Linked DNA regions of Mus musculus: region 1 is linked to region 2. Evidence: chromatin loops called from intact Hi-C (ENCODE). Cell type or tissue: left cerebral cortex. All regions are shown on one strand. Each heading gives the region's core, and the rest is flanking DNA. Links, peaks and the distances in the headings are about the cores only. Region 1 holds the start of Lrrtm3 (leucine rich repeat transmembrane neuronal 3). Region 2 has its middle 140 kb from the start of Gm30853.

Region 1 (12,604 bases), core at 2,928-7,927, 1.7 Mb before region 2:
CTCCAAGAGAAGCCAGGTCTCCCAAGTTCATGAAAACAAAGTACAGTAATTTAAATAAAATGCTATTCCTTGCTTTTTTTAAAAGCTGTTTTTCACTTTCAAATGCCATGGAAAATATTGAAAACCCCGAGAACTTTCATAAGCAAAAGCCACTGTCAGATCATTGCCAACATAGAAATAATTTTTCCATCTGAATGTAATCGGTTATACTCCACTTTTTCAAAAGAATAGATTTTGAAATTGCTTCAGTGATAAAATGGGAATATTACATGCAGAATAGGATATAATATATGATATATAATATGTATGATTATATATAATACATTGTATATAACATATAATAAACATTAGACTGATGCAATAAAGCTGCCAAAGAATTCATATGTTTGTTCTGGATTGTTTGCAACAGTAACTTTATCACAATGGCTGGAAATGTCTGTACCAAATGACATTGAAAGAATTCAGAAAAGAAATCTGTTTGCTCAGAAGACTAACACCAGCATTTTAAGAACTCAAGCATGGGGCAGCCTGTGACACAGTTCCTGTCACAGGTTTAAAGGACAGAAAAGGGGGCTGGGGGTTGTGACCAGGGAGGGGTTGAGAGTGAGTAGAGGCAGAATTGGCTGCATCCTACAAGAGCTGAGATGGTTTGGGGATCCGAGAACCAGCCTACATCAGAGACGGGGAAGGGAGAGAGGTAGCTTGGCTTCCTTTGGAGGCCGAGGACTGTCCTCACACATGGCTTCAGTAATGGTCACATGCCAAGATATGTCTGAATTTACCCCAGCTTAGAGCCTTCCTTTTGAGTTTAATAGAAGTCTCATTCTAGTTGAAACTCTATTGGGATTTGAGCATTAAGACACATGAGGGTGCCTAGATATTAGGGTGCATGAGGGAAAAAAAAGTCACTGCTCCCTGTCAAGTCTGTCCTGGGGTTCTCATTTACATGATGATGAAGAAGAACCTTCTGACGTCCCAGTTAAGTAATACATGATTCAAAAACAAAAACAAAACAAAAATACCAACACATAATTGTGTCTGAAAACACACCAACTTTTGTCTCCTTTGCAGCTGCCTGGTAATGGTTTTATCATTTTATGAATACTTTTTTTTTAAACAAGGAAGCTAAAACTTAAAGCCATACAGTTAATCAGATGCCAGGACATGACTTCAAAGTAGTTCTTTAAGGAGCAGCAGCCCATGTTCCTGCTAGAACACAAGCCCCTTCTTCAGGGAGGGGCGTGGAGGAAAGAAGGCATAACATAGTAAGTGTGGATAAATGAGTGACTAACACCACAATGAGTTTCCCACAAGGAGGTGCTCTTGGATCCTCGGATGGGACATTTGCCCTGGATTTGGGAAGAGGCATGCAGCCAGGCATAAAGAGTCACAAGTAGGAGGGATTTCAGTACACATGATCTTCCTAAACGGCGAAAGTCACGGGAGTCCAAGAAGGTCAAAGGGAGATAACTTCACACCTGACTCCAGGTTGCACCGAGAAAGGACCATTTCAACCATGCCACAGACAAAACAAAAACCTCTAAAGTGAGAGAGAGGAAGGAATGTGAAAGTGAGATTCATGATTCCAATGACAGCCTTGGAGGATAAGTTAGTAGTCAAGAGGGTAAGGCATAGAATACCCATCACTGGGGTTATGTTTTAAATTAAATATGTGAAGAGTCTATAAACAGGTTTTTTTTTTTTTTAAATCCACCATGACCTTTCCCTTGCAATTTATAGCTACCTTGATGTTTTTGCATTTTACAGTAAACTAATAAAGACCCCACACATCAAAGTGTATTAAACCATAAAAACAGGCAGAGTAGAGCCCATTAAAGTATATGTAGAATTTTACATTTTTACGACTCAATCCTATCTATAAACAACATAGAAGTGAGTGCATGGAGCCTTTTAATGGCTGAAGGAGGTGGAGTGGATGCCAGGCTAGGAAGCACCCATGACTAGCAGGTTAACACTTCATTAGCAAATCACTGATTCATGAGCAAATTCATGAGCAAATCACTGGAAATCATGAACCAAAGAGAATGGAAGGAGGGTAACCTGGGTTACGATGCCTCATTTGAATGGGTCAGGAGTTACTGTAGGGAAGTCCTATAAAGCAGAACGGGTGTAAGATATGGATCTATAGGGTATGGATCTTTTAGCATCATCATATACCAAATAACAGGCTTGGTGGAAGACAAAAACCCTTCATAACACATCTCCTGCCATATCACCCATTTTTAAGTCTTCTAGTTAACTCCCAAGGCACAGAAGTTGCTTTGACTTCCAAGGACCATAAGGCAGACAAACTCAAACAAAATAGTCATGCTCTGTCCTTTACATCTCTGTGCAAGTCGGTCAAAATCCTTCCCTAAGTTGATGGCGACCTTGAAGAGCATCATTTATGTTATCGCCCGTTAGAGAGTAGCCTGTCACTTCTACCAGTCTCCAAGGCTACTGCATCTGTCCAACAGCACATGGTCTACCCTGGTTCCTTTAATGCTCTTTCTGACATTCTGATTACTTGCGTTCAAGGAGAGATAATTGTGAGAGAGATCAATAATACCAGCAAGGAAAACTGTAAGCCACAAAACTCCACAGGATGCTAACATTGAGCTCCTGTGTGCTCGATACCCACTGTCCGATGGGTCTCTCCACATCATCAATAAGCTGTAGCCACAAGGATGCTGAGTAAGGATTTACATTTAAATGAAGCCTTATGATTTTTGATGGAAGATGGATACTGGAGATAATCTTCAACAAACTACCTTTGCTGAATGTGTGTAGTCTTTGCTTTACATCTGATACCACACACCCCCAAAAAACAAAACAAACCCCATTTTTATCCCCAAGAAAACAAAACTCTGCTATTGATGCTTCTAATTGATGGAATACAGTTGATACCTTTACTGCTTGTCCTGAGTTAGTTAATTGGGTAGGCAAAGAGTTTTTGTATTTGCAAGACTGGCAATTCAATTGTATCATCTCTCTCTCTCTCTCTCTCTCTCTCTCTCTCTCTCTCTCTCCACTGAAAATCAGAAAACACTATAGAGATATTTAGCAGGTTTTAGAGCAAAGATAGAAGGATCAGTTGGCCTTTCATTTCCTTTATGCTGTAATATTTAATGTAAACACACTTTCTATTGGGTAATTGGTGCTTTCTTCCATCTGTGGAATGATGTATACGCTGTAAACAAGTTTTGTGTATGTAATGTCAGAATAGTGGTCTCTTTTGCAAAGGGAATTCCAATTTATGTATGAGCAGCAGGTAAAGATAAAGCATCTTTTAGGAAGGACGACCGCCCCCCACCAACAATAGTAAGAGAATGCAGAGATTTGTCAGGAAATGTTTAATTCCTACTTCAGAACCTGCTGGGAAGGACAGGACAGAAGAAGGTTCTCTGGTCTCTCCTGAGATGGGCCATGTTGGTTCCAGATTCCCTGCTTTTAGACAGTGGTCCTAATATAGGTAAACTATGACGGTCTTCTGTTGTGACCTAGAGATCCCTATCTTTTTTATGTTCCTGGGTCGCTCCTCACAAGATTTGGAGAGCTCACTCAGGAACATTTATTTCCCCTGTCACCCTTGCAAGTGAAGCCAACAAAAAATTTCTTTAAAACCCTGGGGTCTTCTCTCTGCTCTCTCGATGTGTTCCGGGAACCCAAACAGCAAAGAGACAGTTTCCACATTAGTTAACCATATACTCGGTGAGATGGGAAGTGGGGTTGTGGTCTTTCTCTGATTAATTATTTGCTTTAACGATGAAAGGAATTAAAGAAGTAAAAGGAATAAGAGGAATCTCTTGTTCTTTATGCCTCTTTTTGACAGCCCCCTGGTTGCCAGTGTTCACAGTTACTAGTGAAGGTAAACTGGTTCTGGCGATGTGCATTCCAAGGTTGTAAGGGATGGAAGCCTTGATGTGAGCCACATGGTGGCAACAGGTGCTAAGCTTGCAGAACACATATGGTCCATTCCAGTGCTGCTCGGAAGCAGGGCCATCTTGCCATGGAAGCTTATTTGTCAGTACAAAGTCAACAGAGTCAGTCATGCTCAGGAGAGGAAGGCAAGCCGAACCAACAAGGAAAGCCTCTGGCTGATAAGGTACAGATCAACATTTTATTTAGATTGATAAGTTTTTGCTTCAGTGTTCTCTGGTTGGTACTGCTATATTTATCATATATATGCTATATACCATATCCACATATATGTGATTACTAATAAAATCTTGTGGGTTTTTTTTCCTTCCTCAAGATGGATATGAGAAAACCCAAGATGAAGGATGTTAATCTTTGTGGGAGTCAAAAGTTCTAGACTCCCTGATGCAAAATGATTCTTTTCTTTGACCTGTACCAAACACAGAGCGGAAGCAAGCCCAGTAGAGCATCTCACTAAGTGCTATTTTTAAACACACACACACACACACACACACACACACACACACACACACACACACACACGTGTGGAAGGACCACTTTATAAAAAAGCAAAGCTTTTCACACTCAGTCATTATTGCAAACTAATCTAATGCGTGGGTGTCTTCAAATTTTGGAAAGCCAAGAAATGTACCTGAGTTGACTTAGCAAGTGTCAGAGAGAATTGAATTGCATCTTTATTTCTAGGGCTGTCACTCACTGCTGTGATATTTTTCCCACATGTGAGACACCATTAACTTTTAGTTTCTTTTTGTGGTATTTTTACAACAGTCTATCCACTAACTCCAAGTCACCAATGACTTTGGAGGCTGAGTAAAAATCAGGTCCAGTTCATTTGACTACTGTGGCTGAGGACATTGCGACTTCTCCTTGTGTGTCTAGGGTGATGGCATTTGATTGGCTTTGAAGAGCCGTTTACCACACAGTATTTAATACCCACGCATTCTGTTTCTCTTACAAGGTTTGTTATTCAATTTTGCTGATAGTATTTTTCCTGCATATGGTTTGTCCCAAATGCCCTTTGGTTTTTTGTTTGTTTGTTTGTTTTGTTTTGTTTTGTTTTTTAATACACATGTAAAAGAGTATGAAGATAGTAAGGTACCAGGGGTTGGTTTGCTACAGATCTAGATCCCAATTAGAACCCTGGGCTGGGGAAAAACAAACAAACAATTTGACTTTTGAATTTTTCATATTTCATGGCTCAACTCTCATTCGCTGTGTTTAGGACTCATTCTGTCTCCAGCTTGATGGGCTAACACTGTTATCTGATGCTAGTCCAAATCCACACTTAAAATAAGCAATTCGTGTTCTCATATTGGTAAACGACAAAGGAAGAGATGCTCAGCGCACCTACAGCATCCTGACATCCCTTGCCAAGGCTACGCATGTGATGCTGCCTTCCCCTTCCCCAGAGGGAGAGCGTAATTTCATTATCCATGAATCAGCGCCTCTTAGACTGTACCACCCTTGTCAGAGAGGCTAATAGCACCACTGTTTAGCTAGCAGCAGAGGAGGAAGGAGGGGGAAAGCCCGGGGGCGAAGCACAGGTCACTGACATGGTCGACAAACTGGAGAACAGTTCTGACACTGCAGGGGAGGCCTCCCTCCTATGGATAGCTTTCCCATAACTACTGACAAGCAAGAGTTGGTCCGATTCCCTCAATAGCAATGCAGGGATCTGGTTCCCCGAGCCTGTTACACTCTATTTCAGAATCCTGACCACAAAAAAATAGTAGCACTTTTAACGAAAACATTACAGATGACTTGGGCTAATATCGTTGAGTACAAATACTTCAAGTGTTTCTTATCTATTTTTACTGCGTTAGGGCTTGCTCTGTGTCTTTGGGTATTTATTTCTCTAGCTCTCAATACCAATGTAATGGCTTTTCTTTCTGGTACCACTGAGAAATATGAATATACATTCATATATTTGATAATGTGGATGATAATTATACCTCATAACAAAGTTAACAATCAGTATGATGCACAGAGAAACCTATGCTGCCAATAAGTTCACAAAAGACAAAAACCAAGACGCTAAAAATGTGCGAACAGCTGTAGTTACTTGGACTAGCCACTAGAGGACAGTGCTACTCTATAGAAAGCATCATTGCCAGTCTCTGCTTATATAGTTGAAGCACCAAACCAAGTTTAAAAAGAAAAACAAACAAACATACAAACAAATGGTTAATAATCTTTGGAAAGATGTCATGTCAACATCCTTGGAAGGTACAAAGTCACTTAAAATGATTATATGCTGCATAACATTGCTTAAAATTCTCTGGCACTGAGCACGCCTGCTTCAGCACAGTGTGTACCGGGGTTAATAAATAAAGGAGAAACAAACACAAAACACAAATCACAAACGTTCAGTCCAAAAGAATGGACTCCACTTCCTCTCTGTTTTGAGAAAGCATTTAAAGGCAGAGAGACTCCTGCAGCCATGGGTCTCCACGGAACATTTCAACAGGTCAGAAAGCTCCCTTAACTGAGGGAAACCGACCAGTTCATGTAAATTTGCAATTAAAAAGGAATAGCCAAGGATTCTTCTCCAATACGCAGTGCATTTTAAATGCTTATATATAAAAAGTAGAAGCATGGCATACAGTCTACAAGTGCCATGGGCAGATACAAGGACAGTCATTTCTGATCAGGAGGACACTTACCACCTGGCTTTTCTGGGCGACACAATAGTGCAGAAACAACTCTCGCCTTAGGTTGCACAAATTGGTTGCACAAATTGGTTCTCGGGGCATTCTGACAGCTGGAGAAGAGCCCTTAACTAAGGAAAAACACGTGTTGCCAATCCCCCCCACCCCCCTGCAGTTTCATGCCCAGAATCAAAAAGTGTTTTATTATTCTAAGGCATTTGTCTGGCGTCTTATCCTTCAGTAAATCTCTAAGGCATTGAAAATGAGCAGCCTTCAAAATGTTGGTCATTCATTCAATCTTACATCAGTTTAACACACCAAGTGGTGCTGAGCCTAACAAATACTTTTCAATAGAGCAAACAGGTTTTATACATTCCAATGGCATACTTGGAAAATATGCATATATATATTCCAAGTATGTGTATGTGTGGAATTTGTTCCCATGATACATAAGGCAGAGGATCAAGTAAAAGAAGAGAAAGGGGCCTTTTCCACTTCAACAGTGCATTTAATTATTACAGTCATCTTCATAGTACAGATAATAATGAGGCTGACCAAAGGAAAAAATTTAGATGGAATATGTATTTACTGACAGTCTAGAAAAAGAAAAAGTAAAATTACAATTTCACTGAAGAGCATCTCAGTGGGTTTGGCCACCCAGCCCCTGACACCGTAAGATGTGTCTGCATTACTGATCCACTGGGGCTCTGTGGCCATTTGGCATTAATAAATGTATACTCGATGGTTAGTCATGGGTAAACATATTGCACTTGTGATACTTTCCTGAGCTACTGCCTGGCCTCATCAAAGCACCTTAATGGCGAGTCCCCTCGAAATGCTGCTCTTCTTTATGCTTAGAAGTATGACTTTAAGAATCTGGATCCCCTGCTATCATTCTACTTCACACTGACTTGTCTAGATCTTTCCCTTTCAGCCTTTGGAAGACCTCCATCCTCTACATACATTAAAAAAATGCTAGTAAGAAATAGCCATTCACTTTTTCATGGCTTTTATTATTATTATTTTTGCAGCGACTGTTCTGAAAGACTAGGGATGGGGTCAAAGATGGGAGGCCTGGACGGTCAGAAAGCTGAACCGTCCTTAATGCAGAAAGCAAAATCATTACGGTCCGCGTGCACACCGAAAGTGCTCATCTGAGAGGACAAAACAAAACGGGGTGGCAAAAAATAAATATATTTCTCTGAAACCCCATAAATACAGAGGGCGTGATACCCGAGCTGCAGTCGACAGACTTTCACCAACGACATAAAAAACATGCATGCAGCGTGCAGGCTGCCAGGCCAGTTCTGTACAGAATTGTACTGACGGATGAGTTACAATACAGATGAACACGGAGACACAGCGATGTCAACAACAGCAAAGCAAAGACAAGCTGTCACAGTCAGTCTCCCCCCCACCCCACCACCCCCCCTTTCCATGCTCCATGTACCAAGGTGTTACCAGGAGCATCCTTTGAAAGGAGAACGTTGGGGAAGCATGTGTGTGTTCAGATAGCTGAATGAAGTGTCAGTGCTTAGGGGTCTGGTTTGTGTGGAACACATCACAGGACGCACAGGACAGTCTCACAAGCCCTGAACAGGACGTCACAGGGCTCAGGATTCTATGAACTGCACTGGGGTCTTGGGAAAGAAGCGGCAAAGAGATAAATCCTGGTAAAGTTCCAGCTTGCAGAGAGTACTTAGCAAACCTCATCTCTGAAAACTCCCTCCCTTCCAGCGGACTAGCTGCTTCCTCGGAGGAGGGATGTGTTTATTTCCTGACTTGGTTGTGTAATGAATCAACATGTTTAGGGAACACACAGGCAGAGGGAAACCTACGGTGACCCCTTTTAGTTTTATTCCACAGCCACACGGGGGAGGGGGGGGGGATCTGAGCTGAAACTGCAAGGCTCAAACTTTGTGCTCTCAGGGTCTCCTTGTGTTTGGCAGCCATCTGCTTTTGGCATCTTAACCCTTTGACACCCGTCCGTCCCTGTGCTTGGCTGGTTGTGATTTCTGAAGCCCTAGAAACTGCTCAGGGATCTGCTGTAACCCACCACCCTCTGTGGAGAGTTTTCCCGGATTTTCTTTGATAAGGCAGGCATTGTTTCTCACTCTCTACTGTGTGCCTGAAGCCAGTCATCTCCTCAAATGCATTCAACCCTCCAAGGTCCTGGGATCACTCCCTCCACCCCCCCACTCCCAGATTTGCTAAAGCGCACACCACCTTAAGCTGGAGCTCTGAGACTCCCAGATGAAGAAGAAGAGCCAGTGTGAGCATCGTGGGGGGGTGGGGGGGTGGGGAGGGGGAAAACAAGTTTTTTTTTTTTTTTAAATCTGGAAACAAATGTTATGTTAATGAGATCCATAAAGAGTCTTAGACACTAGGCATGGTGTTAAACCGGAGTTCTAGCTCCGCATTGATTGTGGTATTTAAACTTCAATGGGTTGATTATTTATGAGAGGAAAAATGACCAGTATTATGAACACACTCCGAGGGACAGGGAAGGCCCTTGCCAGCATAGTGAGAGGGAGGGGGAGGGGAGGGCACCGTGTTCCCTTGACAGACAGCGGAGTTCAATAAAGCACCCCCTTATTTCCCAGCCGTTAAGAGCGCGCTGTGTTTTTCTTTTTTTTCTTCCTTCCTTCCTTTATTATTATTATTTTTTAATCGCAATGGTTCATACCTCACATTCCCTGGAGCCTGATTTGCTATAGGTGCAGGGTCCCGTTCCGTTCAGCAGCATCTCGCTGGTCTCCGTGTTGGTGGGTTTATAATCTACATAAAATTCCTGGGTGCCTGGAGTCATCTGCTTGAGCGATTGCCGTTTCTTCTTCCGGTGCCTTCGCATGAGGGAGCGCTGCTGCAGCTGCTTCATGCTCGCGGGGTACCGCTTCCAGGACACGTACATCACCAGGAGGATGACCAGCACCGACAGGAAAAGGGCCACGCTGCCCGCGATGATCTTATGGAAGGAGATGTGCTCCGTGTCCACATCTGTCTCTGGGCTGGGCTCGGTAGCTCCCACCGTGGGGGGCAGAGGAGGCTTGCTCTCGTGCTTCGGCCTGGGGAGCTTGGGCTTAAATGTGGGCTTGGGGAGGGCCCTGGCCAGGTCAAACCTCTCTGTGGTAGTGCTCTTCCCACAGATGCTGTAGTTCTTCACCGCATCGATCACGTTAACCCCCTGCAGCTCTTTGGGACTGGCGCAGATGATTGTATTCTCTCTCAGACCTTTAAAACTTCTCAGCCAGTTTACCAGGGAACAGATATTCCTGCTGCATTCCCATATATTCCCAGCCAGACTGATGTCATTGAGAGAGATCCAAGAATCCAGAATCTCTTGTCCAATAAATGTGAGCTTGTTGGAATCCAGGTTGAGGCGTTGCAGATTGGGAACACACTGGAAGACACTGGGTCCGCTGAAGGCTTCGATCTCATTACCAGACAGGTCGAGCCTCTGTAAGGAACTCCAGGTCCAGGACATGGTTTGCCCTATGACACTGATTTTATTCCACTGCATGTACAAGTTCTGAAGGCTCACCAGCCTTGGGAACAGGGCCAGGTTGAGCTTGGAAAATTGATTGTGCTCCAGGTGAAGCTCTTTGAGTCTGATCATGCCAGCAAAGACATTCCTGGCTAAACTTCGGATCCGGTTGTATCCCAGGTCCAGAAGTTCCAGGTTGCGACAGTCTTGGAAGATCCGCACCGGGATGGTTCTCAGTGAGTTGGAGCGGAGGTGTAAACTAAGCAGCTTCCTCAAGCCCCGGAACTGTTCCGATCCCAGAGAATGGAGCTGATTGTAGGACAGATCCAAGTTCCGTAAATTGGTCACAGGTCTGAAGGTGTTGTTAAGGAAATAGGAGATTCTGTTGGAACTCAGAATCAACTCTTTGAGTCTGCGTATCCCATTGAAAGCATTCTCGTCGATATTGCTGATGTGGTTGTGGTCAAGGTAGAGCCAGGTGAGCTGATTGAGCCCTTTAAATTGATTATACTTAAGTTTTTGGAGGCTGTTGTAGCGAAGGGATAAACCCAAGCAACCGGCAGATATACTCGAGGGTATCTCCTGCAGTTTCTGAGACTCACAGTATACCATTTTGCCTTCACACCTACAACCCTTAGGGCATCCTCGTTCAGCAGAAGAAAGCATTGTCAGTAAGACAGTGGGTGCTAGAACCACCGCTACAGCTGATCCTCGCAGTAGCCTAATTACATTGAAACCTGGAAATAAAAACAACTTAGAAAAGTTATCCCCCCAAAACGAATGCATTTTTTTTAACCAAGCAAAACTAGCTGTTCATTTCCACATTCAGAAATGTAAACATTTAGATACCATTTAGCATCAAACATCATCTTTGTAATAGAAGGATATTGCATATTTCTATCAGTTAAACAAGGAAATGTAGCCACTGATAATTGAATTTATAGTCTTAGACCAGAGAAAGATAATCTTTAAAACAATTAAAGCAGAATTATTACATAGACTTAGAGGATTTTTTTTCAATTTTTTTTTCTTAAGAAGGAAAGAAGAAAAATATCAAAACATACCCATCCTTTGTATTGTTCAAAGGTCGTCCTTAGGTCTTTTGCTTTGGCTTAGGGGCCGCCTGCATGACAGCCCCTGTCAGCTGCAGTGGAGTGAGTCAGGGCTCGCTGACACCCAGGAAGAAAAATTGGACCCCTTGGGAGATGGACCGATTTTGGAACATTATTCTTTACCAGCCATGCAGAACACTCCAAGAACAAATAAATCCCAACACCGCATTCGCAGCAAAACATCCGAGTCTTCCTAGGTAATAGGATCTTCATGGATATTACGTTTTTGCATCTTTACAGTGTGTGTGTGTGTGTGTGTGTGTGTGTGTGTGTTAAAAAAAAAAGAAAAAAACTGGCTCCTACAATTTCTTCTCAAAACCCATAATGTATTCCTCTAGGCAACGTGGGGCTACCTGTGCTGCCACATCTGTATTCCATAGTCCGGCGAACCCGTGGTGGTGAGCACCCAGTTCAGCCTCGGAGCTGCGTTGGAGCCCAGAAGGCAGGAGAGCCGGGTTCCGCGCACACTCTCAGCTCACTCCCGCAGACTGTCATTCTGTAAGCCGCTCGGACTGTTGCTTCGGTTTCAGTGAATGCAGTCTTATGTAAAGCTGCCCCCAGTGGTGGGGAACACTATGGGCATGTGCAGAGCTGGCTCTCTTTTATCTTGCAAATGAGCAGGCTCTGCTGGAAAATGAATGGTTCTTTTGGGTGGCTCAATAGGAAGTGAATGGTCAACGTAATCAATAACTAGCAACATTTTCCGTGATACCCAAGTCTTGTTTTACAATTTGGCAACGCCTGTAACTGTCTGCGTCTGCTTAATCGACAAACATGTGCTTCCCAGAGTTGTGGGGTTTTTTTCTTTTTTTCTTTTTTTTTCTCGAGCTTGACGTTAAGTTCACAGATCGAATGTCAAATTTTCTTAACCTCAGTGTAGGCTTTGAGCTGAAATTTATAAAATGAATTATTGAGCTCTTCACAAAACTGCGTTCAGAGCGTGCCTGTTTGACCTCTCGGAGTCACCGTGATTATATTATGCAAGGTGTCTCAGAATGCTAGACTACATCGGCTTTGCAATGGACAGAATGACTGATGACACACAAATTAATAGGGCTAATGGCTTTTCTGTTTTTCCCACAAAAGATATAATTGGTTTAATGTTTATGACTGCGTTATGGCTTGTTTTGGTTGCTCTGGGCTTTTTTTTTTTTTTTTTTTTTTTTTATCAGAAGAGAAATGAACCATTTTTAGTGCTAGTATTAGGACCCCAAGATCATTTGGTTCATGGCTTATTGATGTTGCTCCTATTTATCACATTAATAATATTTATTGGGTGCTTTCTAAGTCCTTTAAATGAAGGCTCCATCCTGTTTTTTCGTTCAAGTCACCAGCCTGCAGGTCCCACTGCCATCTACATTTCCAAGGTGAAGGACCTGAGACTTAAATGGGGTCACCTGCTCCAGGCTCCAGGATATGGC
Region 2 (12,604 bases), core at 4,720-9,719:
GTAGATTCGCGGCCTTTTCATGGTCCTCTTTTTCTTAGAAAGGTAGAGTTACCTTTCCTGGTTTGCACAGAGAAATTGATACAATGAATATTTTACATCTATGTGACCTTTTTATGAAACTGACATTCAACTTCAAATAAGGCCTTATCCTATATTAATAGAATAATCTGTCGAGTGATCACTGAGATAAGGTAAAAGCATCAGTCAAAATACAACATAGCCTCATGAATAAGAAAAAGAGGGAGGGGGACACTACTAGCTCAGATTGGAAAGGAACTCCTTCAATCTGAAAAAGGGGAAATAGGAGATTAGGGGGAATCCCTCAGAATGTACCAGAGACCTGGGAGGTCAGAGACTCCCAGGACTCAAAGGAAGTGACCTTAGATGAAATGCCTGACAGTAGGGGGAGGGAGCTTATAGAGCCCGCCTCCAGCAAGAAGACAGGACATCAAGTGAGGGATGGGGTTGCCATTCCACAGTCACATCTGTGACACATAATTATTCCTGTTTGGAAGAATTAAAGGAATAGAAATGGAAAGGAGCCTGAGGAAAAGAAGGTCCAGCAACAGGCCCAAAGTGGGATCCAGCTCAAGGGGAGGTCCCAAGGCCTGACACTATTACTGAGGCTATGGAGAGCTCACAAAAAGGAATCTATCTTGACTGCCCTTCGAAAGACCCAACAAGCCGGGTGTGGTGGCCCACACCTTTAATCCCAGCACTTGGGAGGCACAAGCAGGCAGATCTCTGAGTTCAAGGCCAGCCTGGTCTACAGAGTGAATTCCAGGATAGCCAAGACTACAACAGAGAAACCCTGTCCCATAAAACCAAAACCAAAACAAAACAAAAAACAAAACAAAACAAAACAAAACAAACAAACAAAAAAAAAAACAAAAAGACCCAACAAGCAGGTGAAAAAGTCAGATGCAGATATTTGTATCCAACCAATGGACAGAAGCAGCTGAAAGAAGCTGAGGAGAAGGGCGATCCTGTAGCAGGACCAGTAGTCTCAACCAAACAGACAGCATATACCAGCTGATATGAGGCCCCACACATACAGTAGAGGACATCCGGGTCTGTGTTCATTCAGAGATGTACCTAACCCTCAAGAGACTAGAGACCCCAGGGAGTTTAGAGGTCAAGTGGAGTTGTGGGTGGGGGCATCCACTTGGAGATAGGGTGGAATGTGTAGGAGGTGGTGGGTGTCTAGCAGACAGAGGGTGAATGGGGGAAAGGGAATGGAATATGGAGTGTAAAAAGTAAATTAAAAATAAAATAAAATTTAAAAAGACATCTGTGCAAAATATAAGAAAAGGAAAAAGAAAAAGAATATGTACCAAAAAATAAAATAAAAGCCACTAAGAGTGTGATGGTTAATGTGTTCCTTCTAGAGTTATAAGCAAGACTAGACTGTCCCTACTCACCAGGTTCATTATATATTTTCCCAAAAGTACTAGTCAAGGGAATTAAAAATTACGACAAATTAAAGTGAATTCCAAGAATAGAAGAAACAAGATGTGTGAATAGAATAATTATGTGTATATATAATCATAAGAAACCAATAAAAATATTGATTAAATTGGGAAGCTAGTTGCACTGTCTTCACTGTACAAACATCAATTGCATTTTTATTTGGCATCAATAAGCAAACTAGAGAGGCAGTGTATAAACAATTGTGTTTAAAATAGCATCCAAACTGGGTTGCTGGGGAAATAGATTAGGAGTAAATTCCTTGCTGTTCAAGTATGAAGACATCAGTTCAGATTCCCAGTACCTATGTAAACACACTTGTAATCTGTGTATGTATATATAATATATCATTGGTAATATTATTAATTAAAATTATTATAATCATATAAATATAATATATAATTACCATATACATTAACATTAATAATCAAGGTTAGTAGTATTGATAATATCAATATATTATATACATTAGAATATATATTTTCAATTAGAATATATTGAGTATATATTCTATCTACATTATACATAGAACATATGTAAAATATAATATGTATATATAATATATTCTAATAAAGAATATATGCATTCTAATATAGAATCTGTATCTATCTATCTTTAGATAGAGAGAAAGAGAGCATCACAAAATTAGAAAGTAGGCAAAGAAAAGATTAAAAGATCTCAACATGGGAGGAACAGTAAGAAGAACAATTGACCAAACATACCATGATTGCAGCAGTGCGCTACAGTGAGCAGGAAGAGGGTGGTGACAGGAGAGATGTGGGAAGGAGGTTGATAGACATCTAAAAAATTAATGATTTTGTTTGTTTGTTTGCTTGCTTGCTTGTTTGTTTTTCAAGACAGAGTTTCTTTGTATAGCCCTGGCTGTCCTGGAACTTACTTTGTAGACCAGGCTGGCCTCAAACTCAGAAATCCACCTGCCTCTGCCTCCCGAGTTCTGGGATTAAAGGCGTGAATGCCTGAAACTAATATGAAGACACCCAATCTTTGCATGCTAATTAAATAAAAGTAAGAAAGAGAAAAATTAAGTAATATATAATTATTTATCTCTGCATACTAATGTCTCTCTATAGTAATTTGTTTGCTTATCCTTTCCTGAATCCATCCTCTTCATCCCTTTGGCTTTGGAACAGCTCTGATATCAGGAACTTTTCTTTCTACTTCCCTAGCCTCTTAAAAAAATGGTTTTAGCTGTCCGGGAATACACCTTAAATTCCATAAGAGTGTTAGCATCAGATAGCAATTTCTGTAAGGACATTATGTAAGCTACTGATGAGCTTCGCAGTGGATCTGTGCATCAATTCGTGGAGTGTGCCTTTTCATGATGGTCATCCCTCTGCGATGGAATTAGTTTATATTTCCAATTATTTAATTCTCCAGTAATTCCCTCTCCCTTGATGGTGCATAGTATTCAGAATATGTGTGGTTTGCTTTTTTCTCCCTAAATTTATTTCTAAGTAGTTTTACTTTTTTTTTATTCTTTTCATGTATTGTAAGTGACTGCATGTTTGCATGTGTGCATGTGTGGAAACATCTAAAAACAGAAGCTAGAGGTTATTGTTGGGTGTTTTTTTCTGAACATGGGGTCTCTCACTGATCCTAGTGGTCACTCATTTGGCAAAGCAGAACAGCCAATGAGCTCCAAGTATCCATCTGCCTGCCCTTGCCTCTCTAGCAACAGATTAACAGTGCATTTACCTAGGTGCTGGTAATCTGAACTGAGGTCTCCAGGCTTGAACAACAAGCAATTTAATCACTAATCTATTTCCCCAGCACACAGTTTCGACACTATTTTAAACACAATTGTTTTCCTCATTGCCCTTCCAGTTTGCCCTTCAGTACACTGAATACAAATGCATTACCATATTCTATAGAATAATAGAATAGTCTATATTAGAATATATATTCTCTCTATATAATCTAATATCTATGTAAATATATAGCTATTTCTCTCATACACATAGTGTAAAATTATAAAAGAAAATAATATGTTTGTCTTTCTGATTATGACTAATTTTGTTTAACACAATACATTTCTAGTTCCATTCATTTACCTGCAAAATTATCTCATTTTTTAATTAAAATCATTCATTAATTAAAATATAATTTAGAGCTAGAGAGATGGCTCAGTAGTTTAGAGCACTGGCTGCTCTTCTAGAGGACACAAGTCTAATTCCCAGCACCTACATAGTGGCCCCAAACAGTCTGCAACTTTAGTTTCTAGACATCTTATGCTATCTTTTAGTCTCCATGTGTACCAGACAAATGCATGACATGTATCCACACCCACATAGCTATCCACACAAACCAAGACCAAGAGAGAGAGGCAAACACATACATAAAATATAATAAATTATATACACACACATATATATGTATATGTATATGTATATGTATATGTATATGTATATGTATATGTATATGTATATGTATATGTATATGTATATATATATATATATACATATATATATATATATATATATATATAATTACATTATTTCCCCTTCCTTCTTGTCCCTTTAGCTACTTCCACATTTCTATCTTACCCTCTGTCAATTCGATTTTTTCCTGTTACTATTATTATTACTTACATGTATGTGTATATGTACATATGCATAAATATATAAACACAGCCTTCTGTATTTATTGAGTATTCATGATTTTAAAGCTTGATCAAGATCATGGCTTAAGACCTGATTAAAAGTCACTGTGCAGATATACTGCATTTTCTTCACACATTCAACAGTTGATGATACATAGGCTCTTTCCATCTCTTAGCAATTGTGAATGATGCCTAAATAAATACAGATTTACCAAGACTTTGAGTCCTTTGAGATTATCCTCAGGAATACTACAGCTGGTTTATATGGTCATTCTCATTTTAGCTTTGAGATCTTCACTCAGTCTTACTGGCTGCAGTGGTTTGTAATTCCACCCGCATTAAATAAGTCTGCCCTGCTTCCCATTATATTTACTGATTTTCGTATTCTGAAAACCCTCTATTCCTGAAATGACACCAACTTTTTATACTGTATGATCTTACTGTGTTTTCTAATTTTGCTGAGAGCCTTTATTTACATGTATGCTCCTCAAAGGAATTGGTCTATTTTGTTGTTGTTGTTGTTGTTGCTGCTGCTGCTGTTGTTGTTGTTGTTCTTCTTCTTCTTGTTCTTCTTCTTGTTCTTCTTCTTCTTGTTCTTCTTCTTGTTCTTCTTCTTCTTCTTCTTCTTCTTCTTCTTCTTCTTCTTCTTCTTCTTCTTCTTCTTCTTGTTCTTCTTCTTGTTGTTGTTGTTGTTGTTGTTCTTCTTCTTCTTCTTCTTCTTCTTCTTGTTCTTCTTCTTGTTCTTCTTCTTGTTCTTCTTGTTCTTCTTCTTGTTCTTCTGCTTGTTCTTCTTCTTGTTGTTGTTGTTGTTGTTGTTGTTGTTGTTCTTCTTCTTCTTCTTCTTCTTCTTCTTCTTCTTCTTCTTCTTCTTCTTCTTCTTCTTCTTCTTCTTCTTCTCCTTCTTCTGCATTTACCTGCCTTTCCTATCAGGGTAATGCTGGGTTTATAACAAGTTTGCTAGTTATTCCATTACATAGAAAACAAAGAAAAATACACTTAGAAATCAGGTTACTGGTAAATGTAAGAGAATCATGAAATAAATGAATATTAAATTCTAAAGTGTGAAAAGCCTTTCACTCCAAAAGGGGAAAAAACACACAGAAAAATTGTATTAACCAGAAAACAGTGCAGTATGTGAGGAGATGAGATATGCTCATGGTACAACTGTGACTCAAATTTTGAGAATAACCAACTTCTTTCTTAGATTCAAGGCCCTTTATGTTAGAAAGAGCTCATGCTTACCACTGTTAATGTGGCTAAGCATCCTTGGATGGATATGTCATAGGCTATAGGGGACAACCTATTACTAATATTCTGCAAAATATATATCATATTAATTTGCTTCATAAATACTTGAATTTGTACCATACCTTAGTGTATCTCTCCTTATCAGAGAAACTTCTCTTGGCAGGAGATAGTGATTAACACAGAGGGACCACAACCAATGTGTTGAAAATGTGAGACTTCAGAGTGTTTGGCCCTAAAAGGATGCCTGTACCCAAATCTCAGGGATCATCACAAAAGAAGTGCCTGGGTGTGAGTAGGTGGGTGATCTCTAACCTGCAAAAATGTGCTGTCCTTGTGAGGTCACTGCCTGGACCTTGTGCCCTGGCTGCCTTCCTGTCCCTCGATAGGAAGGGGCTTGTTGCCCCCTACCCAAGCCATGCTCCACTTTCTTCTTCCTATGGATTCTCCCATCAGCCATTTGGTCTTACTCTTAAGACCAATTGAAGTTGGCCCCTTATAGTTTCATAAGTTAAGCTAGTGAGGTGAAATGCTCCTGTCCCTACCTCCTACCCAAGCCCCATCCATGCAGAAGGCAATTGCTGCATTTCCAATTCGTTTTCAAGTAGGTTCTGTTTTGCCTCTTCCTCTGAGCCAGAAGTGGGGCTTATACTCTTAGACTTGACTGTCCAGCCTTTCCCCTGTTGAGTTTTTAGTCTGTGCCTAGTGGCACTTAGGCTGGGGATGATATTGCCCTATCTGGATTTTTATAAATGTCTTACACAAGTTCAAACCTCCAGTTGTGAAATCTACCATGTCTCTGACCTGATAAGCAAGTATACGGCTTCAGACAGGAGGGAGGTCTGTAATGTGAAACAACTTATTGTTGTCTTTTTTCCCTTCCTAGTGTAAATAACTTTTGATGTCCAAATCCCAGATTTGTACTTTTCTTTTCTAACTACTAAAACTATTCTTTTCCACCTGGATTTACTTTAACATTTGGAAAAGGAAAATGTTGCTCCACTAATGAAAGAAAGAAGGAAAGAAAGAAAGAAAGAAAGAAAGAAAGAGAGAAAGAAAGAAAGAGTCTAAAAGATTATAAGAGGCAGAAGTAATAGGTTACTTACAGAAAAGTGGTGTTTGAGGTATACATAAGAACACAAAATAACTGCAATTGTACACAACCAAAAATCTCATCATAGATGATGGAGAGGGTTGTCATGAAGTCCCATCTCTAGCTAGTAAGACATCGGTCACTATTGGTTGCTAGAAGAGGAACATTTACTTTTCTCCAGCAATGAGCCATTGAGAAATTACTCATGGTCCAGTAGACTGTTCTACAAGCATGCACATACAGGCAGCAATAAGTGGATTCAGTGAGTTTTAAAAGGAGTACATGGTTCAGGAGAGGATGGTGGGTGCAGGAAGGGAAGGGATTGGAAGAGGGGATATGGGGGGTAGATATAATATTCATATATAAAAAGTTCAAACTAATTTTTTAAATAAAATAATCATTTAAACAAGTAAGGAATAATAATCAATGGAAAATTAGAAAAATCAGGTTAAGTCTTTTTACTCTTTGGTTTCTGGTTAATAACATCATTTTTACCCAATAATTCCTATTATGTCAGAAAATATGCTTGTCAATATTGTAAATACAACATGTACAATCCGTAAACTCAACAAAGCCTTTGCAAAAACAAATGTTATATGAATGATATCATATGTGAATATTATTGATGTCTTAATGATGTAGTTAAACTTCATCTCTGCTTAAAACAACCTTTCCTTTTTACAGGAGAATATTTGCCAATTACAAAACAAATCCTTCTAAACTGTATAGCACCACGATGAGTGTGCACAAGAAAAATTTGAAGTTCATTCATTGCTTGTTTAACTCATAACCTGCAAGTACCTCTTCTATAAAGTACTCAAGGAGCATGTAAATTTTAGTGCCCACTACACTTTGAAGGCATCTGCCAGTATTTAATTAAAATACCTTCATACGAACTCTGTAGGTTCTGTCATGGACTAAGAACACACAAACAGTTCTTTGATTCTGAGTTTTGCCTTTGGGATTATACCAAAAGGAAAACAGTGCCACCTAACGTTAGCTATCACGGTAATAGCTTGGAAAGTTTATGTCATTCAGGGAAAAAAATAGACCTTCCAGAGGCTTTTCTTAACATTATTTTTATGACCAATGAAACCATCGTTTGAGTTTGTATGAAAAAGAATTTTGTATTTGAAGTTATATTTCAGCAACAGTTAGAATGGCTTAGTGACACTGTCTTCAAGCCATTTGTTTAATGTTTGATAGAGTTTAACTATTATGTTAAATCCAAAGGTAACTCCCATCCTTGTTCCTGAGCATATGTGTCACTTAAATATTTAGTACTGTGTAGTCTCCTATACAATATAACCTGGGATGCAAAGTATTTAAATGCTAAGTGTAATTAAAAATAATAAAAGGATACAAAAGGAAATAGGTTCTACTAGTTGATTGGTTGTTTTATTGAGACGAGATTTTATGTATCCTAATCTGGCCTCTTTTAGTCACTGAGTTTCAAAGGATAACCATGATGAACTGCTAACCTGAGTGCTAGAATTGAAGACCATGACTAATAACAGGGAGAAGGAAGAGTCTGAAAACACAGCCAACTCCCCTGCTTCAGCTCTTTCTTTAAATGGTATAAAGAAGATGCATCAAGACCACAGAAGATTGGAAGACCTTCAACACAGAAAGGCCTCAGTGGAAAATAATTACCATTCATTTCAAGAATATGTGTTTTTCTTTAAAAATTGTATATGTTCCTGGTGGGTTTTGACTTCATGTATGTTTGTGCATGGCATGCCTGTCTGGTGCCCATGGAGTCATTCAGGGAAAACATCCATACATACTTAATAAATATTAAGAAAGCATTTAGTCTGTAAAGATATATACATATATACATATATGTATATGTGCATATACATATATGTACATATATGCATATATGTATATGTGTGTATATATTTGTGTGTATGTGTATATATATATATATATATATATATATATATATATATATATATATATTCCTGGAATATATCTCTGATATATTCCCTGAAATTTTAATTGTGTGTGTGCACAATGAATGGGGTTCACAGCACACAGACAAAAAATATTTACCACAGCGAACATATTGAGGTGAGAGGAGAGCAGTCTGAAAGTCAATTCTCTCATCTCAGCTTATGTGCCTGCCTGGCAAGCAACTTGACCCACTCAACCACACTACCAAATATTATTTCTAGACATATATTTTAGTGAGCTTTATGTGAGAAGTAAATTCTCCTAATCCCAGAAATTTGCTGGGGCTCTAAATTTTTCCATTTATAATATTTTCTTCACAAAGTTATTAAAGAATAGGCAAAAGACTCAATATTTTATGTTTCAGTGAGCACAGACATTTTAATTGTTCTAAAATGAGATTTTCTTTTAAGAGATTCTCTACAGTACAAAGCTCTTTTTTTTTTTAATGGTTCCCATCCATGACCCATTTAAGAGACATAAAATCATGAAAGATCTCATAAGCAGCTGACTATGGTCATAGCAATCTTGGGGAAAGAATAGAGAAAGACCGAAATACTGAGCAAGTGCAAGAAAGCAAGCAAGCTGCTCAAACAGATCAGGCAAGGAATCCCAGAATGAATGCTGGTTTTTGGCATTATCTAGGTAACCACTATTTTATTTGTTTTTGTTTTTGTTTTGTTTTGTTCCTTTAACCCCATAAGTGAATTTAATAATCCTGCAGCCAAACCAGCCCAAATCCTATGGACCTTGCTGACTTGCATGGAGATGATGCCCTGTGTTCTCCCACACTGATGGCAAACAGTTCTGGCAAGAAAACCCCACTGCATTTTGATGGCGCCGTTTTCAGGATAGGCTTGGGTTAGGCCAGGCAAATCCCAGTGATGTTCTGCTGACTGAGACATAAGGAGATGGAAGACTGAGCCTCATTACTGTATCAAGTTCTTGCACTTGCAAAAGGGACACGGGCAGAAGAGCTGCCATGCAGCTAGACAGATTATTGAAAAGATGCTGAAATACAGGACTCTGGTGCATATGGAATTATTGGTACCGCACATCTCAACTTCCCGCTTCTTCATGTATGCCAAACCATTAAAAATTGTCTTTCAAATGTCCTTTAGGCATCAGAACGCCAGCTCCAAATATTTAGGTTCCTCAACTTTTGCAATCTCGTCCTAATTCTTCACCCTCAATCCATGCTTCTTGTGTAGAATTACAAGTAGGTCAGGTATCCGCCCATCTCCCTCGCTCTCAAAACACACTTCCATCTTGTCATAATCTTCCATGGTAAAGGCAAAATTCCACTTACTTGTGTCCTTCTTGGTATACAGAATATGGCTAGCAGAGTCTGTCATTTGAATTTGGAGTGCTGATCGCTGACATTGCCCAGGCTGGTCAGTGATCTCACACGTGCACATCATTAGAAGGTCATTCCATATCTCCTCATGGAGAGATTTGCAAGAGCTCATGAACAGATGGACAAAGATCGTGAGAACTGAGATGGGGCCAAGCAGTAATGTAAAGAGCAATGCCAATGGGCAGGGCCAAGCCAGGATAGTTGGCCAGACAAACCGGATATGGCATCGGAGCCTAGTTCACCATCTGGTGTCTCTAATATTTTATATTTTAATTTAATGACTATCATAAATAGTTATTAGTTTAATTATAATACAGACCTTTGTTTATTAATTTAATATTATCATAACATGTCTTCCAATCTATTATTTAAAAAAAAACTCATGCTTTAGATTTTCTACATTTTCTTATGATTGAATATGACTTGAAAACTTTTGACAGGGTTTGGTTTTATGGTTTCATTTTAAAGGTAATTTAATCTTCTTTCATTTTTCTACCGTAATGAAATAAATTTAAATTAGCATATGAGAAACCTGAATGCCTGCTGCTACTCGATTAAAGGGTATGAACCATTCATTTTCTTAAGACCATCCTTCCCCATGGAACAGAGCCATATGTACTGATCAGAAATACTTCATGAATCGCTTGATGAATTTTCACAAGGTAAAATATATTTCTAGTCAGAAGCCAGTTTGAAAGAGAACAGCATTAGCTTTTCAGAACACTCACTCATTCTGAACTCTCTGTTCAAACTTCCTGCATAAGCTGTAGCTACTTTACCCACTGAAAGCGCACACACACACACACACACACACACACACACACACTCACTCACTCACCAGAAGAACCATCCCTCTGATTTACAGTACCACAGAGGGCCGCTTAATACATGGAATCATGCTATTTGAATATTCTGGGAACATCCACATGAATATGTCAGATTTCTTTTTTAAAAAATACAGGGAATTTATCCATGTCGGTCATGCAGTTACAGTCTATCTGTGGCCTTTGTCTCTAATATATATCTTCTAAATATGCAGCATTTAATTATCTATGCCACAAAAAGCAAAAGGAATTCATTGTCCGAATCCACCTGCTTTTTGAATCAAAATGTGTTGAAATACAGCAATACAAATTTAGTTACAGATTTTGTAGGTTTGCTTTGGCACTGCAAAGTCAGAACTGAGTACTTGTGGCAGTCATCTCATGGCCAACAGAACCTAAATATTTTCTATCCAATCTTTCTCAAAACATGGCTGCTTCTTGCTCTGTCCTGTATGTGATGAGCATTTGGTCTACTTCAGTTTCTGCCTTTTATGGACAGTATTGAATTAAATATTATTATAAATCTCTTTCATAACTACATGGGCATGTTTATCCTACCAAAAAAAGAGAATTTTAATTCAATATTTCTGGATGTGTTCAATTTTAAATGGTATGAACTTAATCAGTTGACATTTCCAACAACCAAGCAAGAATGTTCTATTGACTTCTCTGTATTCAGGCTGAATCAGACATGTCTTTTTCACTTGAGACATGGTTGGGTGTGTGATAGTGTCACATTGTGATCTTGGATCTGTGTTTATTTAATCACTAATGAATAGGAATTTACCCACTCAATTATTTTCCTTCATGAAGGACATCTTCCAGGCTTTCTGTTTCTGATTGGGAGATCTCTCTTTCTCTCTTTAACACAACATACATATGGTTCCATTGTAGAAGTGTTTACCACAACATATTGTCCAAAGACTGTAATTTTCCTTTTCCCTCCATGAATATATCATAAAATAATATTTTACCTTTTATGCTCTTACCTCTAATAGTTCTTAGAAAATTTGAAATGCTGCTATCCTCTTTAAGAAAAAATTGCATGCTCCAATTTTACCCAGCAAGATTCTTACCTTTTCTCTTAAGTACTCTGTTTTTTTATCTATGCAATTGGATATCAAATGTGCCTGAAAGTTAGAGTTACAAGAAATGAAACAGGAAGCAGTGTTATTATTTTATTTAGCATAAATCCTCCAGTAATAGTAAATGAAAATAAAATTCTTTTCTCTGAAACATTGCAGTGTTATCTTTATGACATTCAAGGTAAACTGTTCTCATTTTACATGTTCTTTTACATTTTCTTCATTTACATTTTAAATGATATCCCAAAAGTCCCCTATACCCTCCCCCCCACCTGCTCCCCTACCCACCCACTCCCACTTCTTGGCCATGGCATTCCCCTGTAGTGGGGCATATGAAGTTTGTAAGACCAAGGGACCTCTCTTCCCAATGATGGCCGACTAGGTCATCTGCTACATATGCAGCTAGAGACACGAGCTCTGGGGGTACTGATTAGTGCATATTGTTGTTCCACCTATAGGGTTGCAGACCCCTTCAGCTCCTTGGGTACTTTCTTTAGCTCCCCCATTGGGGGCCCTGTGTTCCATTCTATAGATGACTATGAGAATCCAATTCTGTATTTGCCAGGCACTGGCATAACCTCACAAGAGACAGCTATATCAGGGTCCCTTCAGCAAAATCTTGCTGGCATATGTAATAGTGTCTGTATTAGGTGGCTGACCACGGGATGGACCCCCGGGTGGGGCAGTCTCTGGATGGTCATTTGACATGTTCGTCTTCCTTATATATCTGGACTAATATTCAGGCTGTTTTGTATTTTTATTTGTTTGTTGGTTGTTTGTAGTGCTGGGGTTCCTTGAATAGGCTAATGCTCTAATACTGAGCTAAATGTTGACTCAAGGTTCTTAATTAGATTCAAAAGATACGTGCATGTCTTTAGTTTTAGTACCCAGTTGACAAGTAACCTTCCCCAATTCCATAACATGCTCTTAGACAGTTTATAAAATAATATTTTATTTTGT

The links. A loop is a pair of places that touch in the nucleus more often than their neighbours do. Peaks named below come from ENCODE experiments on the same cell type or tissue, not always from the same donor. Only the 100,000 strongest peaks of a DNase experiment are listed, where the experiment ranks them.
Region 1: it touches region 2 in a loop (11-fold over the local background); 6 of 42 quality-filtered maps call a loop at or near these places.

The regions. Positions count from the first base shown.
Region 1 is chr10:64,078,575-64,091,178 of GRCm38, forward strand. All of the region lies in intron 7 of Ctnna3 (catenin (cadherin associated protein), alpha 3), which reads left to right. It overlaps Lrrtm3 (leucine rich repeat transmembrane neuronal 3), which reads right to left and starts at 11,681. Exons shown (of 3, transcript NM_178678.4): 1 at 11,136-11,681; 2 at 9,274-10,808. The coding sequence starts at 11,139. In left cerebral cortex, for the core only: a CTCF peak has its summit at 6,005 (motif pointing right); DNase peaks (open chromatin) are centred at 5,463, 6,034, 6,511, 6,849 and 2 more places; H3K4me3 peaks cover 3,233 bases; H3K27ac peaks cover 2,258 bases.
Region 2 is chr10:65,762,248-65,774,851 of GRCm38, forward strand. It overlaps the pseudogene Marcksl1-ps1 and the pseudogene Gm19116. Among named protein-coding and RNA genes, the nearest start is that of Gm30853, 140 kb to the right of the region's middle. In left cerebral cortex, for the core only: a CTCF peak has its summit at 7,409; a DNase peak (open chromatin) is centred at 7,390.